2 separate regions of the Mus musculus genome follow, and region 2 is linked to region 1. A link is a loop called in an ENCODE intact Hi-C map of the cell type or tissue named here. Cell type or tissue: left cerebral cortex. All regions are shown on one strand.

The links. Hi-C counts contacts between places; a loop is a spot of excess contacts. Peaks named below come from ENCODE experiments on the same cell type or tissue, not always from the same donor. Only the 100,000 strongest peaks of a DNase experiment are listed, where the experiment ranks them.
Region 2: it touches region 1 in a loop (11-fold over the local background); 10 of 42 quality-filtered maps call a loop at or near these places.

What each region holds. Positions count from the first base shown.
Region 1 is chr2:66,253,070-66,261,069 of GRCm38, forward strand. Ttc21b (tetratricopeptide repeat domain 21B) reads right to left here and starts at 3,548. Exons shown (of 29, transcript NM_001047604.2): 1 at 3,445-3,548. The coding sequence starts at 3,465. In left cerebral cortex, a CTCF peak has its summit at 3,998 (motif pointing right); DNase peaks (open chromatin) are centred at 2,252, 2,913, 3,650, 3,937 and 1 more place; H3K4me3 peaks cover 1,942 bases; H3K27ac peaks cover 1,425 bases.
Region 2 is chr2:66,641,239-66,649,238 of GRCm38, forward strand. It overlaps Gm35265 (a long non-coding RNA gene), which reads left to right. Exons shown (of 7, transcript XR_374598.4): 3 at 867-1,071; 4 at 3,884-3,928; 5 at 5,705-5,840; 6 at 6,578-6,672. Among named protein-coding and RNA genes, the nearest start is that of Scn9a, 10 kb to the left of the region's middle. In left cerebral cortex, a CTCF peak has its summit at 3,324 (motif pointing left); a DNase peak (open chromatin) is centred at 3,333.

The DNA.
Region 1 (8,000 bases):
TCTCTCTGTCTCTATCTTTCAGTTTCTCACTATCTCTGTCCCGACCTCCTTCCCTAGGGATTAGGATGTAAGCTCTTAGCTACTGTCATGCTCATGACCATGACGGTCTTGAACTCTAACCCTCTGAAAATGCAAGCAAGCCTCCAATAAACTCTTCTACAACTTGCGTTGGTCATGGTGTCTGCACCCAGCAATAGAAAATTAACTAAGACTGCTTCAGTTCCTATCTCCAGAATGATTCCTTGATTTCTTGCCCTAATAAAACACAATGACCAAAGCAACTTAGGAAGGATAGGGTTCACTTCATCTCAGTTTGTAGTGCGGAGAAAGTCAGAGGGCCATAGAGGAGTGTGGTTTATTAGCTTGCTCAACCCGCTTTCTTATATCACAGAGAATCACCAGCCCAGGACAGCACCATCTACAGTGAGAAGGGCCCTCCCACATCAATCAAGAAAATCCCTTGGATATTTGACTACAGGCAATCAATTGGAGGCATTTTTTCAACTGAACTTTCTTATTCTCAGAGGACCCTGGGTGTGTCGAGTTGTCATAGCCAGGACATGGGATAACTTGGGTCTACTTTTCTTGAAAATGCATCTAAGGTTTAGCTGCTGACTACTCAAAAAGGGAAGGCCCAACTCTCGACATCACTGTAACTGCCGGGCTCCCTTACTTCATAGACAGAGATGCCCTTGTCTGACTGTGTCAGGACCACATGAGTAAGAAACAGAAGGACATAGGTGCATGCAGACAGCTCTTTTACAGTCTGGATTCTGTAGGGATACCCCTCACCTTTACTAGATCACAGTCATGCAACGTTCTCTGAACTTCTGCTCTGCTCCCTCTTGTGGCTTCTGCTTCACACCCCTTCTCCACCTCATTTCTGGAGAGAGTGGCCCATATTCCATATCCTAGACAACCGCAACCTACCTCAGCAAATCACAGTTGGTTTTCCCCCAACTTCCGCAATCTCCAGGATCAAAATGAACTAACGTTATTTATTTATTATCTATTTATTTAGGCCACAATACTATCCTCCTTGACTTCTGTACTGTGTGAAAAATGATTCACAGACTACAGCTCTGAAAGGCAGACATGGATTTAAAGGTGCAAAGACATGGCCTCAAGTCTTCACCTGTGTGACACCTTTGCTCATAGAGAAGCGACAGTTATTAAAGCAGACCTAGCAGTGGTTGTGAGGACTAATTGATAATGCTGTGAAGGTCCTTGTCTGAAAACCTAGGAGTAAGTTACGCCAAAACTCTGCGGCCTGTCCAACACCTCTCTCCTCAGCTCCGTACCTGTACTTTGCCACCTGCTGTTTAAACCATCAAACCAACCGTGATGCTCCCCACCCCCTTCTCATTTACCCAGTCCTGCCAATCAAAGCCGTCTTTAAGTGCATCCCTTTCCATGGATTTCATATTGCTCCCCACACCTGTTGGTATGCTTGTGGTTCGAGATAGACGATTTAGTCCAACAATCTTCCTTTTGATTTCTGAGGTGGGATCTCCTAATGTAGCTCAGGCTGGCTCAAACCTGCTCTCCTCCTGACTCTTTCGCCAGAGTGCCAGGAGTAGGCTTGTATCCCCATGCTCAGCGGTCTAGCAAACACTTTTGGACTGTCTACTTTCTAGTATTAGGTACTGTGTAAGATACTGAGAAGAGAGTATAACCTATCCTGTTCTACACTGTACTCTGAATCTATCAATAAGATGCTGAGAAAAGTTAACAAGAGTGTTTACTGCCATGGAAAAATCTTGAACATTCAGGTAAACTGTAATCTGAACACCCGCTGGGACACAATGCTATAATGAATGTGGGGTGGGCACTACTTCGCTTTGGGGAATACAGAATACTGTACTCAGCTTGGTAACTGTGGGTGACCAGGGAACCCACTCCTGCAGAGGATGCTAGAGCCGATTCTTCAATTATAAACACATTACTCCATCTCCTCCACATATAACACCGTATTTCTCTTGGAATATTTCTGAGAAAGGCCCAGGGCTGTAAAACGCAGAGGAAGAGCAATATGGAGATAAGAGTGTGGTACCTGGGTTGGGTGTGGTGATGGGCGGGGCTAAAAGCCAGCCCTTATTCTACAATAGGGTAGGAAACCAGAGTGATAGGTCCAAAGGGAAGGTAGGTCCAAGATATGTCTGGCTTTCTTCCCACTTGGTTTTGTATGGGTAGTGAGCTAAAAATAGTTGGAGAAGAAGGGCCAGGGAAAACCTTTCATAGACAAACGTTAGAGCTCATGAAGATGTACTGGCATATGAGGATGCTCCTTCATTTAGGTACATCCACAGCTGCTTACCAACGTCACTGCAGATGGACAGAGATACTAAAGTAGGTACCATCTGGCATTTTGTAGACGGTGCTTGCCACTCCTTGTTCAAGAACCTTGTTCTAGATAGAATATTGCACTGATCAAACTGGAAAGGGAAGAAGCCAAGGTCAGCAGCCTCAGTTTTAGGACACGACTCGCTCCTGTGCTAAGTGATGAGAAGTTTAATAATGGTTTTATCACTAAAGTGGTTTTAGTGCAGAACTCATTTGGATAAAATGAGGGATAAAACATGTAAAAGAGTTGGAGGAAAAACTTGAAAAGGTAATGTAGAAATTCATTAAAAAAAAAAAAAAAAAGCCAAACCTTTCGGTCTTCCCTAACTGTCAGCACCCACTGTCCTCTGAATATAATCAGTAGTTCTCATGACATTCATGTGTTTAATAGCTTGTGGGGTCAGCCCTCATAAATCAAGTGAAAGTTGCAAGACTAAGCACCTTTACTGCAGTATTGCAAGTACTTAGAAAATAGTGCAAAACACACAGAAGGCAGTCAACCAATGCTTGCTAAATGTACTAAGAACTTTTTCCAGTGTTGGATTTTTGAATGAGTAAATCTCATGTCCAGGAGTCTGTTCAGCTAGCTCCAACTTCCGGGAGTCACCCAAGAAAAAGCGCTCCACAAATACTGAACAGGTCCCAAAGTGGACAGAGGGGAGGGGAGGGGATGCGAGGGGAGGGGAGGGGAATGATCGCGAAAGGCTTCCAAACCTTGTCCTTGTTTTTCACCATTTCTGAAATATATGCTGAGTGCAACTATGGGAAGACCATTTTCATAATCTATAATACTCCTCCTTTTAAAGGACTTTCGTTAACCGCTTGCAAAGGTGAGTGCCGGGTAGAGGACATTAGCTCGCTAAGTCCCTAGAAATCACACTTGGAGACTAAGCAGGCTTTCCCAGGAGAAGTCCAAAGCCAACATAAGCAGGAGGCTGGGGGCTGGCCGTTAACCGCAAGGCAGTGGTTGAGCCCTCGGGATCATCCCGGCGGGGGGCGCAGCATCTCCGCCAAGGCCGCAGGCTCTCACCATCAGCTGCCCGAGCCACCCTGTACCTCGCAGTCCACTCGCCCTGCCCACGCCCCGCGCCGCCCGCTCACCTTCAGCCCCTGGGAGTCCATGGCCGCCGGCTACCCGGAGGGTGCCCACCGCTGCCCGCCGCAGGGTTAGGGGTTCAGACCCACTTCCCGGGCCCTCAAACCCTAAGGGACGCGGCGTGCAGCACGAGGGGCGTGGCCCGATCTCCATTGGTTGTCGGCGTGAGGGGGCGGAGCTTAGTTGTAGGACTAGGAAGGAGGGGGCCACCGGAGCAGGCGAGGAGGGAACCCCGAGGGAGGACCGCGAGGGCGACTGGGGCTGGAATCCGCTGAGCATTGAGTGCTGCCGAGTTGTGGGGCTAGAGGAGGGAGGTCCAGCCTGGAAACGGCGCGAGGAGGAGGGATTGGGTGGAGCAAGAGATATGAGATTAAAGAATAAAGATGATGAAGCAGCAAATAGGAGGGAGAGCCATGCCGCTTTTCATCCCTGCAAACAAAGGCCGACTCCATTTTCTCAGCATTTTTTGTGGAAGCCGATTTGCGCAATGCGGCTTAGTACTTGACCAGGGAAAATGATTTACCTGACACGTGTAGTAATCGTGTCTGGGCCACAAGGTGGCGCAGAAAAATCACAGTTCGGCAAAAACCTTGAAGCCTGGCTTGGGCTTGTTCTAAATCTTTTCAGGCGCTGCTGTAATTTTGCTATTCGAGTGCTTATTAAACTGCTCCGCCAGATTTCCACCCCCAAAGTCTTATTTAAAAATATGTGGTTACCTCTTTTAGATTTCTATTTCTTAAGTGTTTGCTGTAGTTTGGATCTAAACTGTCCCTCAAAGACACACGTGCTGAATGTTCCCCAGCCCGTGTGCTGTTGGGAGTGGTGGAACCTTTGATAGATGAGGCCAAATGAAAGGACTTTAGAAGATTCTCACGTGACCTTGAAGAAGACATTGGGACCATGGACTTGCTGTTTGCTTTTCTTTTTGCTTTTCTGTTTGCTTCCTGGCAGCCTTCCTTAGAAGATCTTCACCAGTGTATTTATCATGAGATCCAGCAAGCTGACTGAGAGGGGCATCTAGACACACTAATTTGTTTCTGCTTGTATTCTTTAAAGGACTGCAGGCAGCTGTGGCCGTTATACTGATGTTTTAGTGGGCCTCCTGCCTGCTCTTAGGACTCTTCCTTCAATCGGGTTGCTTTCTCCATCCTCCGTATGAGATCTTTTACCTTGTCTTACTGTATTTTGGTCCTGTTTGGCTGTCATCTCTTAGAAGCCTACTTCTTTCTGAAGAGGAGAGGGAGGGGGAATGGATCTAAAGGAATGGAGAAGCGGATGTGGTGAAAAGCTAGGAAGAGTGGGGTGGGGGAACTGTGGTTGGGATGAGAGAAGAATCCATTTCAATTAAAAAAAAACAGGCAGAATGATGTAGACAGTTCTAGAATTCTATCTTATCAAGAAGAGAGGTACTTAAGGTCATGACAAAGCAGTGGGGATGCTAATTATTCCAATGTGACCCCTGCTCTTTGTATGTGTGCACTGAAATATCGCACTGTATCCCAGTGAAAACCACCAGTTTCCACATTTTTGAGCATCATATAAGCCTTTTGAGTTTCAGTGGAGTCTTGGGACAGAAAGGGCCTTATGATACTGAGTGAGAATTAGTGTTGAGAGCCAGGGGTACACATCTTTAGTCCCAATTACAGAGGAAACCATGGCAGAATGGGCACTTGAGCCCATGAGTTCAAGATAGACAACTGGAAAGACACACCATCTTTAAAAGAACAAAATGTTCTTGTTAGATAAATGGGACTGGTGATTAGTCATAAATTTAATTAAATTAAGAAGAAAAAAATTGGGGGCTGGAGAGATAGCTCAGCGGTTATGAGCCCTGACTGACTGTTCTTCCAGAGGTCCTGAGTTCAATTCCCAGCCACCACATGGTGGCTCACAACCATCTGTAATGGGATCTGATGCCCTTTTCAGGTGTGTGTCTGAAGACAGCTACACTGTACTCATATAAATAAAATAAGTAAACCTCTAACAAAAAGAAAAAGAAAATTTCTTCTTATATACACTTCTTGTATACACATTTTAAAAGTACATTTCTCGTATATACATTAATTTTAACACAGAAATTTATGCCCATTCACAAGCATAGTGACTATTGTCTACTGATTTGTACATCATTTAAAATACAATGTACAAATATATTTACTTAAAATTGTGTATATGTTTTTGGTCCCTGGAGGACATTGTTGTCCTACGGGAAAGACAAAGAAGGCTTTATCTGCAATATCTGTCAAGCTCGGGTTCATGTGACAATCACTTAGGGTATACAATGTGGAAGGGGCTTGATGAGGTGCTGATGGGACTCTGAGTTAGTGGGCATAGCCACGTAGGCAAAGCATGTGCTTATAACACTTTCCCAAGTACTGCTGAGGCTTCCTGTCTGAGGATCGCACCTGGAGAACCAGCATTTTTGTTTAAGTGTAATATTAGCCCTATATATTGAGCAAAGGTTCTCCATCTTAAGATTATTTTGCTGGGCACACACATCAATATGCTTGTCCTTTATCTTGCCTGAGGTGGTGTGTGTATAAAAGTCTTTGCATATCAATAGGAAGGGAATACATAATGTCACAATTTCTATACAAGGATGGGGAACAGCAAAATTTTATTATTGTGTATTTGTGCATGTGCCTTGGTGCACAGGAAGAGATCAGAGGACAACTATGTGGAGTGTATTCCAACCTTCTCTCTTTATGCAAGTAACAGGAATCAAATGCAGGTCACCATTTTCACAGGAAGCCCCTTACCTACCGAACCATCTTGTGGGCTCCCAGAAACGTATGAACTTCTAAAACTAAATTAACTTCATTCCACAGACATGTCCCTAGACTATAGGTACAGGAAAAATTTTAAAGATTTGTCCCTGAATATGGAAGATGCTATAGAATAAATCATTCATTAGCAAATAAAATTATAGATAATATTCAGAGACTGTTTTGGCCAGGGGACTCAAGAGTTTGTTGAATTTTAGGAATGAATTGAACATGGGGGCAAGAATGTTCTGGTAATACACAGCCTCTCAGATAAGTGTCCAAAAATGCCGTCTCTATTGGTTTTTAAGATCTAGAAGACAGTTTAAAAGTTTGGTACTCCCCCCCCCCCAAATAAAACCTCTTTGTTCTCTCTCTGTCACTCTCTGTCTCTTTCTCTCCTCTTTTCTGTATGTGTTGTGTGTGTTTGTATTATGTGTATGATTATAAGTGCATATGAATGAATGTATATGTAGCATGCAGACATCAACATTAGGTGTCTTGCTCAGTCAGTCTCCACATTATTCTTTGAGACCGAGTCTCTTATTGAACTTGGAGATTTTACTGATTTGCTACCAAGCTCCAGCGATATCCATGTCCCCGAGGTTTCAGATGTATTCTACTGCACCTGGCTTTTTACTGGCTGCTGGGGATTTCAACTCAGGTCCTCATACAGGACAGAAAACACTTTACCAACCGAGATGTTGCCTGAACCTGTGTATCTTTCCTTTAAAAAAAAAAAGACCTTTTTTTAATTAAAAAAGTCTCTCTCTCTCTCTCTCTCTCTCTCTCTCTCTCTCTCTCTCTCTCTCCTCTCTCTCTCTCTCCCTGTGTAGGTCAGAGGAGAGGATAACAGTATAATGATGTCCAACTCTGTCACACTCCACCCTATTCAATTGTGTAAAGAGTGTAGCGCAGGGCACACCCTGTACTATGCCAATAGATCTACTTTCATAGATGTGGTACTTGCAGAACTGTTTGTCCTAAAAGAAATATTTGGCAACAAAAAATGTGGAGCGGTGTGATCTCTTTGCTTCCAGGAGACCTACCCACATCTAAAATAAGAAGACAAATATGAATACTCTTTAATCTACCAAATCAAATTTTGTGAGTTTATTCAATAAAAGTGGTTGTTGACCTCTAGAATATAGGAATAAAGGTATTTGTTGCACTCTTATTAGCCATAAAAAAAAAACTGGAACCCCCCTGTAGTGGCTATTCCTGGTTGTCAACTTGACTATATTTGGAATGAACTACAATCCAGAATTGGAAGGCTCACCAGTGACCCTTATCTGGAGGCTTGGAGATCCTTATCTGGATCTTGGTATGGAGATATTGAGCCATAGTGGCTATGGATTCCAGAAGATTGAATCTCCGAGTTCAAGGAACACACCTTTAATCTGGGCTACGCCTTTCATCTGGGATTAAGGGTGTGGTGGAACACACCTTTAATCTGGGCTATACCTTCTGCTGGAGACAATATAAGGACATTGGAAGAAGGGAATCTAGCTCTTGCTCTTGCTCCTTCGCCTGCTTGCTGCGTGAGACTGAGTAACTGCTAGATCCTTGGACTTCCATTCACAGCTGCGACTGAACAATTGTTGGGAATTGGGCTGCTGACTGTAAGTCATCAATAAATTCCTTTACTATCTAGAGACTACCCATAAGTTCTGTTACTCTAGAGAACCCTGACTAATACGCCCCCCTTCAACATGCATCAATAAATGATTGTTAAATTATGTAATGTAATATTTTTCACCACTTAAGAAGAACAAACCTGAAATATGTGTCATGTGAAA
Region 2 (8,000 bases), 390 kb after region 1:
CTTATTTGCCACCAGAGCTTTCTAAGAATGTGCCATTTGATGAATAGTAAATTATAGCATATAATAAAATAATAATGCATGAGTGGTTAGAGTATTTTCATACAAATATTCAGAAAAGTGGAGCTATCCAGATGGACCAGCAGATACAGTGGGGACCTGGGTTATGTCTCCTCAAACTCACTTGGCAAAGAAAAGAACTGGATTGGAAATTTTGTCTTCTGAACCTCATATACACACCATGAAGCATATGTATGTCCACTAATCAAGACTCACACACTAGCTTTTAGTTTTGTTTACAGAGATTATTGATAAAAGTACTGGACTTTAATTCATGTTCCCAAAGGATCCCTTAGGAGCTCTTGAGTTGATGCTGCCTTTTTCTTTCTTTCTTTCTTTCTTTCTTTCTTTCTTTCTTTCTTTCTTTCTTTCTTTCTTTCTTTCTTTCTTTCTTTCCTTCCTTCCTTCCTTCCTTCCTTCCTTCCTTCCTTCCTTCCTTCCTTCCTTCCTTTCTCTCTTTCCTGTAATGAGAAGCTAATTACTATGTGCCTTGTGAGATGTGCCAGGTAACAGCCTTTATGTGCATCTTCCAGATGTGCTGAAAATTGGGTAAAAATATTCTCCTGTTAAAAATACTACCACATAGCTGCTAGTCAGATACCAAGGTCCAATAGCCCTACCAATGCTTTAGTGCCATAGCTAGAAGCATAAGTGTCTCCTCTTTAAACTTATTTGCTTCCACATATTCTTGTTAGAGTCATACTACAAGTGAATGATCATATTCAAGGAAGAACTGAATTAGAAATCAAGAAACAACTATACTTTTCAAAAGTGTTTCTACTAAACTGGCTAGAATAAAATCTTTTTAGGTTCTTCACTGATATGTAATATCGACCCCTTTGAGACTCAACCCTTTTGTCAAAGATGATGAGACATGATGCCCATTTATTAACAAGGACAGAGAAGACAGTTTCCTGCTAATTCTCACAGAGAAAAAGCAGAACATAGCTTGGATGAACAGTTTCAGCAAAAACCAAGAAGAGAGATGCCCAGAGATCCTACCCTGAACTCCATGTAAGTTCCTAAATAATAATAATAAAAAAAAATTGCAGAGAAATGTAGATGACTAGTGGATGACTGGTACCAGAAGCCAAGTCTGAAGAGACATGTGGTAGGGAGACAGAGTCCAGTATTCTTGGACCTTTCATATTCATGGAAGTCATCAACTGAAAGTTCAGCTTGAGGTCAGCAGAATGAAAAGAGTTTACTTGGAACAAAGTCAGGTGGCCACCTGAACATCACAGATTCTATTTATCTAGTACAGAGCCTTTGCACTGAGGTGGTAGTGTGGTTTATGAACAAGGTATGGAAGAAGAAGGAATGGAGAAGGATGGGGGTTAGCAACTGTAAAGTAACAGTCAAAATCGCGTTGGTCAGTACAAGTAACGACTGGTTTGATCATTAGCTATTTCTGTTCCAGAGCCATGGTGAGAAAAAAAGGCATTCTCTTCTAAGGTATTCATTCCTCTAAAGGCATTACTATGTTGTACAAGGAAGTTAGCTGAAGCTATTGAGGAAGGTGAAATTAATCAGATATTGAGACTTTGGAACCTGGGAAGCTAGAACCATTGGCTGGCAACTGAGGTTTATCAGGCCTGACAGGAGTCAGAACCTCTCTATATTTTTGTCTTCCTGTCAGTCAGTGTTCCAACAGTTTAGTTTAACTTCGTAGAGTCAGTCAACCTAAATGGAGCCAGTCTTTTAAGGAGCTAGGAGACAAGTATGATTTTGTAGATATGAAAGAATGCATATACCAAATCCAAGCAGATTAGTGATTTCATTTTCCTGATAAGGCAGTCAGAGAGATGGAACAGCAAAAATACAACAAAAAACAAAACAGAAAAACAAAACAAAAAGCCCAAACCAAACCAAACCACCACCACCACCACCACCACCACTACTACCATCACCACCACCACCACTACCATCACCACCACCAACAACAACAACAAAAAACCAAAACCCTCTAAGGAATGTTAGGATCTGGTTATCTCATGATCCATTCAGAGTGAGCTTGACTATTACGTCATTTGAAACTGGTCTGTTTGGGAATTTTGGTGGTTGTTTCCCAGAGGTCAGAGTTTCCTGAAGCTAACTCCTTGTGCTTAACTTCATTTTAATTCTTAGTAACTGGAATTATTTTTATAAATGTTGTTGAATTATTTTCTTCCATACAATAAGTCTTGCAGACATCTTTTCCCCCTCCCCACCCCATCTCTACCCCAGGTGGTATTCTTAAAGCAGAAGAACTTAAACTTAATAGTCTCTCTTGAAGGCACAATTATGGAGAGGCAAGCTATCTACTGACTTAGACAGCTTGATTCTGGAACATGCACTTAGTAGTAGGTTATGTTATTGCTATAGGGAAGTTTGCTATTCTGTCTCTTTAAGTACAATGTATGCATCCAGACAATACTACCTGAATTGAAAATAGAATTTGATATCTTTAGAAGAACAAAGTAAACTATAAATACATAAACGTGTCATCAGCTCATTTATTCACAAATATACCTGTTGACTGAAGTTAAATATGTCAAAGAAAATTACACAGTAGAATGTGGTGTGCAGAGTACCTAAGCCATTTCCTGGTTCTCAATTGTCTCTGATGGGTCCCTTAATGTCTATTTATTTTAGTTCTTTCCTATATAAATGGGAACACTTGTGATAAATTATATCAAGGTATTTTATTCCTTAGCTCTTTTTTCTTTTTATTAATATATGCAACATTCTGAATTAAAGTAAAATTAAGTAAAATTTCACTGAACTGTGATTTGGTAGAAGTTAAAAGATGTCATGAGAAGATACTTAATAGAACGGAGGTCATAGAAATGAATAAGACCTTGACTTTAGAGGACATGATCAGAAGTATTTTGCTACTAATGTAAATAATCATATACATATAGCATACAATATACAACATATATATGTATTTATATACATATATGAAAATAGATTGTTTAATTACTATGACATCTTATAGTATAAACACATCAAATGTTATATACATACATATACAGACTTCATATACAGACTTACAATTCTTACTTGTCAATTAAAAATCAAACAGAACAGAAATCCTAGCAACCCAAACTTACGTGATATATTTCAGTAGTTAGGTAAACATTCAAAAAATTACTGCAAGCTAACATTTTTCAATCATACGTAAATGTGCCAAACTCAAAATTCTACAGTATTTATTTTGAATTCATGTTCAAACTTTCCTTCGTCATCTTTGATAAACATTGCACTTACTGCCACCTGGTGTTCAAAAGATGTAGACTGGTATAGGTTGAGTTACCAGCCTGAACAGTAATGCTTGGCTATTCAGCCTCACACTCATCTTTATCAAATCAAGAAAAAGCCCATAAAAAACACGGAACCCTTTTTGTGTTTGGCCATTACTACTGGCATGGGGACGTCCATGGAGTCTTGTGGATATACCCAAGGTCATTCTATTGTAGAAAACTGATTTCCTCTTTCCCAGCAGTGTGGGTAGGGAGATAGAGAAGATCTAGGAGAAGTCGAGGGAAGGGAAAAAATATGATAAAAATATATTGCATACAAATTTTAACAAAAACATATTAAAATCCATCTTTAAATGACATAAAGACAATCTTTCGACGATATATGAGTAATGTATCAGGAAATATACTTTGGCTTATCGATTTCACATATCTGACTTAAATATTGTTCTTTCTATCTCTTTGTCTCTTCCTGCCCTCCCCCCTGTAAAAACTACCTCTGAACTCCACCAATTGAACTGCCATAAACTCTACTGCCTTGCACTGCCACTCAACTTACTGACTCAACTAAACTTGCTGACTAGAACTCAGAGATCTACTGGCCTTTATTGTCAGAGCTGGGATTAAAGGTATGTATCACTATGCTTGGACCTAACATTTTTCTTTACTTGAAACTTGGTCTATTCTAGGCTGGCCTTAAACTAAGAGATCTGCTTGCCCCAGGTCTCCTGGAAATAAAGGCGTGTCTGTATTCCAGCTGGATCACAGAGACCTAGAAGGTCTTTGGGTGTGATTCCTTGCCAGAGCAGCTGTATTGCTGGATGAAAATACCTCTAACGATGAAAGAAAATTAAAAATGAGGATGGACAGGTATGAGATAGATTCAATGGGCAGACAGGTAGGGAAGATATAGAACAAAGTAGATTCCCAGGATAGGATGAGTGTTTGAGGAGAGAGACGAGAAGGGATAGTGGCATCCTTGGGAAAAGACTCATTCCTTGGGAAGGTTTCCTCACTCTCTATGCTGTTTCCCAAAGTTAGGACTTCAAAACCTCTTGAGTAAGTGTTTGAACATATTTCCAAGTGAGACCAGGTTTGAACTATTGATCTCTCCATGCTCCAAGCAATAAAACTATCGGTTTCTACCCCTAATTGAACTCTGCTGGTTACTGCTCTTGAGTGAAAAAGCGAAGACCCTGAGTCACAAGTGAAGGCAGAGAAGCACAGAGCATTTGAGGAGGGTACGTTTTGATGAGCTGTAGAAAGTAGCAATGAGTGCTACTGAAAATATTTGTATCTTCTATTTTTACTTAACTTTAATTATCATCTCAAATATATAAGAAAAAGAATAGCACGGCTCACACCTAGAAAATAAAAGAGATGGATGGATGGCAGGCAGTTCAAGTCAGCAGTTCCTATCTAAGCAAACAGAAAGGAGAGCAGACCAGAACAAACATTCTTTCCTAAAATTTCTCTCTCCCCTCTACATCTTTTCTTCTCTTCATCTCCCACCTTTTATCCTTCTTTCCTTCAGTTGAAATATTTACACTAAATATGTCTCATTTATTACTTCTATTTCATATATTACTGATATCTATCTCTGCTCCCACTATTTTAGCTTCAGTGGCTTAAATTTTGTCTGGACCACAGAAACAGCTTCCACACTGTGATGTTCAGTTTGCTCTTGAGCTTTCCTGAGACACTTGGCCTTATAGCCACACTTGACCACCTCATTTTGAAGACTGTATATACCAAATTTTCTAAACCCTTTTTGATGTCTTAGATTCCCATCCTGCACGGTCCCATTATGCCTGAAATTCCCTTTAATGAACAGTGTGTCCCATTTTATTATAAATGTAGGTTGAGTGCCAACAAAGACTTCTCAGAAAAAGAGACACTTAATCTGGACCAGAGAGGATGTGTCTTAGTCAGAGTTTCTATTTCTGCATAAAACATCATGACCAAGAAGCAAGTTGGGGAGGAAAGAAATTATTCAGCTTACACTTTCACATTGCTGTTCATCACCAAAGAAAGTCAGGACCGGAACTCACACAACTCAGGAATCTGGAGGCAGAAGCTGATGCAGAGGCCATGGAGGGGTGCTGCTTACTGGCTCGCTTCCTCTGGCTTGCTCAGTTTGATTTCTTATAGAACCCAAGGCTACCAGCCCAGGGATGGCTCTATTCACAAGAAACCCTCCCCCATTGATCACTAATTGAGAAAATGCCTTACAGCTGGATCTCACAGGAAGGCTCCTTTGTCTGTGATAACTCCAGTTGTGTCAAATTGACCTGTAAAACCAGCCAGTAAAGGATGTTTAAAACTTCAGTGTCTGAGTCTGCATGAGAAATTTCCAGCAAAAGGGGGCATTGTGTGCAATGACAAATTCTTTTGTGAATTTTCAGAGCACCTCAGTTCTGTGTCTATGGTAGGATGTACTTGAGAAGATGAGAGGAGATGAGAGAAGATGAAGTTCAGTGTTGTCATAAACGGATTCGAAGATTACCTGCCAAATTGTCAGTACTTTTTTGAAAAAGGGAGGTATGTCAAATGTTTCAAAAACACATGTCACCATCACACTTTATTTTTAGAAGCATCATTCCTATTGTGAAAGAAAATTACCGCCACGTGTGCTGGTGGGTGCATATCATCCCAACCTTCAGGAAGCTTGGACTGGAAGGCCTATGAGGTTAAGACTAGTATGGGCTGCACAGAAAGTCCCAGACCGACCGCTTTGAACTGAGACTTTTCTAAAATAAGATGAAATTAGTTCGTGAGAAAACTAAATACGAAGAAATCAGTCATGTGAAAATCAGTCATGTGAAGATTAAACAGAATGGTAAAGAGTCATAGATTGTTTAAGCATATTAGAGAGGCAAAGGGCATGCAGGACTCACACAGGAGAACAGTCAGGAGTAACCAGTACAAGCCAGTATACAAGCTGTGATGATAGTTTCTGTTGGGGTCACTGCACAAACCACCCAGACACTGATCATAGCCAAATAGTATTGGTTTATTGAATGCTACATCCTAAGACTGATTGATCAGGGCTGCAGACTCGACTTGGGAGATGGCTGTGATGCCCAGCTAGAATCCTATGGAGTTTTTAAGCCACAAACATCTGTGTCTAATTATTTCACCAATCGGGATTTAGGGATACAGAACTTCTTCAGGAACATGTCTTTATTGTACACTTATCCTGCCCCCATTGGTTGGGGTATTCAACAGTGGCAGGGGACTTGCCTTGACTAACTTTTATATCTTAACTTTCCAACCAGGGTGTCAATTACCAATTACATGTCTTGGCCAAGAAGGATGTCAGTTCCCAGGGATGTCTTGAGAACTTAAACTTTACTGGATACCTACTCAAAATGTAAGTCTTAATCCAAATAGTTTCTTATATTGGTACAGGTGACTCTCTTATTTTGGGGTCCAACCCAGAGGCAGCTTAGAAAAGCAAAAACTATAAAAACTCATACACAGGTGCAGGAAGTGCTGCATGGTAGTTGGTTCAGTTCCAAGTTTATCATGACTAACTACACAAAGCAGTCCCAACTGACTTCTATTATGATTTGTTTCCAAGAACACCAAAGCACAGAACATAACAGAATATGTAATCAACTGGGGCATGAGAAAATTTCCCAGTAACAGCAGAAACAGCATTTGAGAAAGTTTCCTTATGACATTAGTAAAAACACAAAAGCACAAAATGCCAGGTTAGACATGTAACAGTTACCTAGGCTTTAAATTTCTACTTAGGCTTGCATCCCACCTGGGCCTTAAGTGTGGAGCTGAGACAAAAGGATGGACCATCTAGAGACTGCCATATCCAGGGATCCATCCCATAATTAGCCTCCAAATGATGACACCATTGCATACACTAGCAAGGGTTTGCTGAAAGGACCCTGATATAGCTGTCTCTTGTGAGACTAGGCTGGGTCCTAGCAAACACATAAGTGGATGCTCACAGCCAGCTATTGGATGGATCACAGGGCCCCCAATGGAGGAGCTAGAGAAAGTATCCAAGGAGCTAAAGAGATCTGCAACCCTGTAGGTGCAACAACATTATGAACTAACCAGTACCCCGGAGCTCTTGACTCTAGCTGCATATAAAACATGGTCTAGTCGGCCATCACTGGAAAGAGAGGCCCATTGGACAGGCAAACTTTATATGCCCCAGTACAGGGGAACGCCAGGGCCAAAAAATGGGAATGGGTGGGTAGGGAAGTGGGGGGGATTATGGGGGACTTTTGGGATAGCATTGGAAATGTAACTGAGGAAAATATGTAATAAAAAAATTGTAAAAAACAAAACAAAACAAAACAAAACAAAAAAACAACAACAACAAAAAAACAGTTTCCCTAACAAACCTTTCCTTATTCAGAACAAGAGAAGATTGACAAGGAAGTAGATTTAATAAAGGAAAATGATGTGTAAAGTTTTATACGTACTGTTTGAGTTGTTATTTGACAGACAAGTTCAAATATTTGGGGGATAATCAAATATGTATAATACAGTGTCAGTAAAATTAACGTGCTTTATGGTTTAAAGTTCCATTATATATTATAAAACATAAAGTTTTAACACAAATACATAAAACACAGTGTTGTTATAAAAACTGCACTTTTAACAGAAAAAAAATTTCTTTCTGGCATTCCCTGTGATTTTAAAAATTAAGTTGCAATCCCACTATATGTGTAA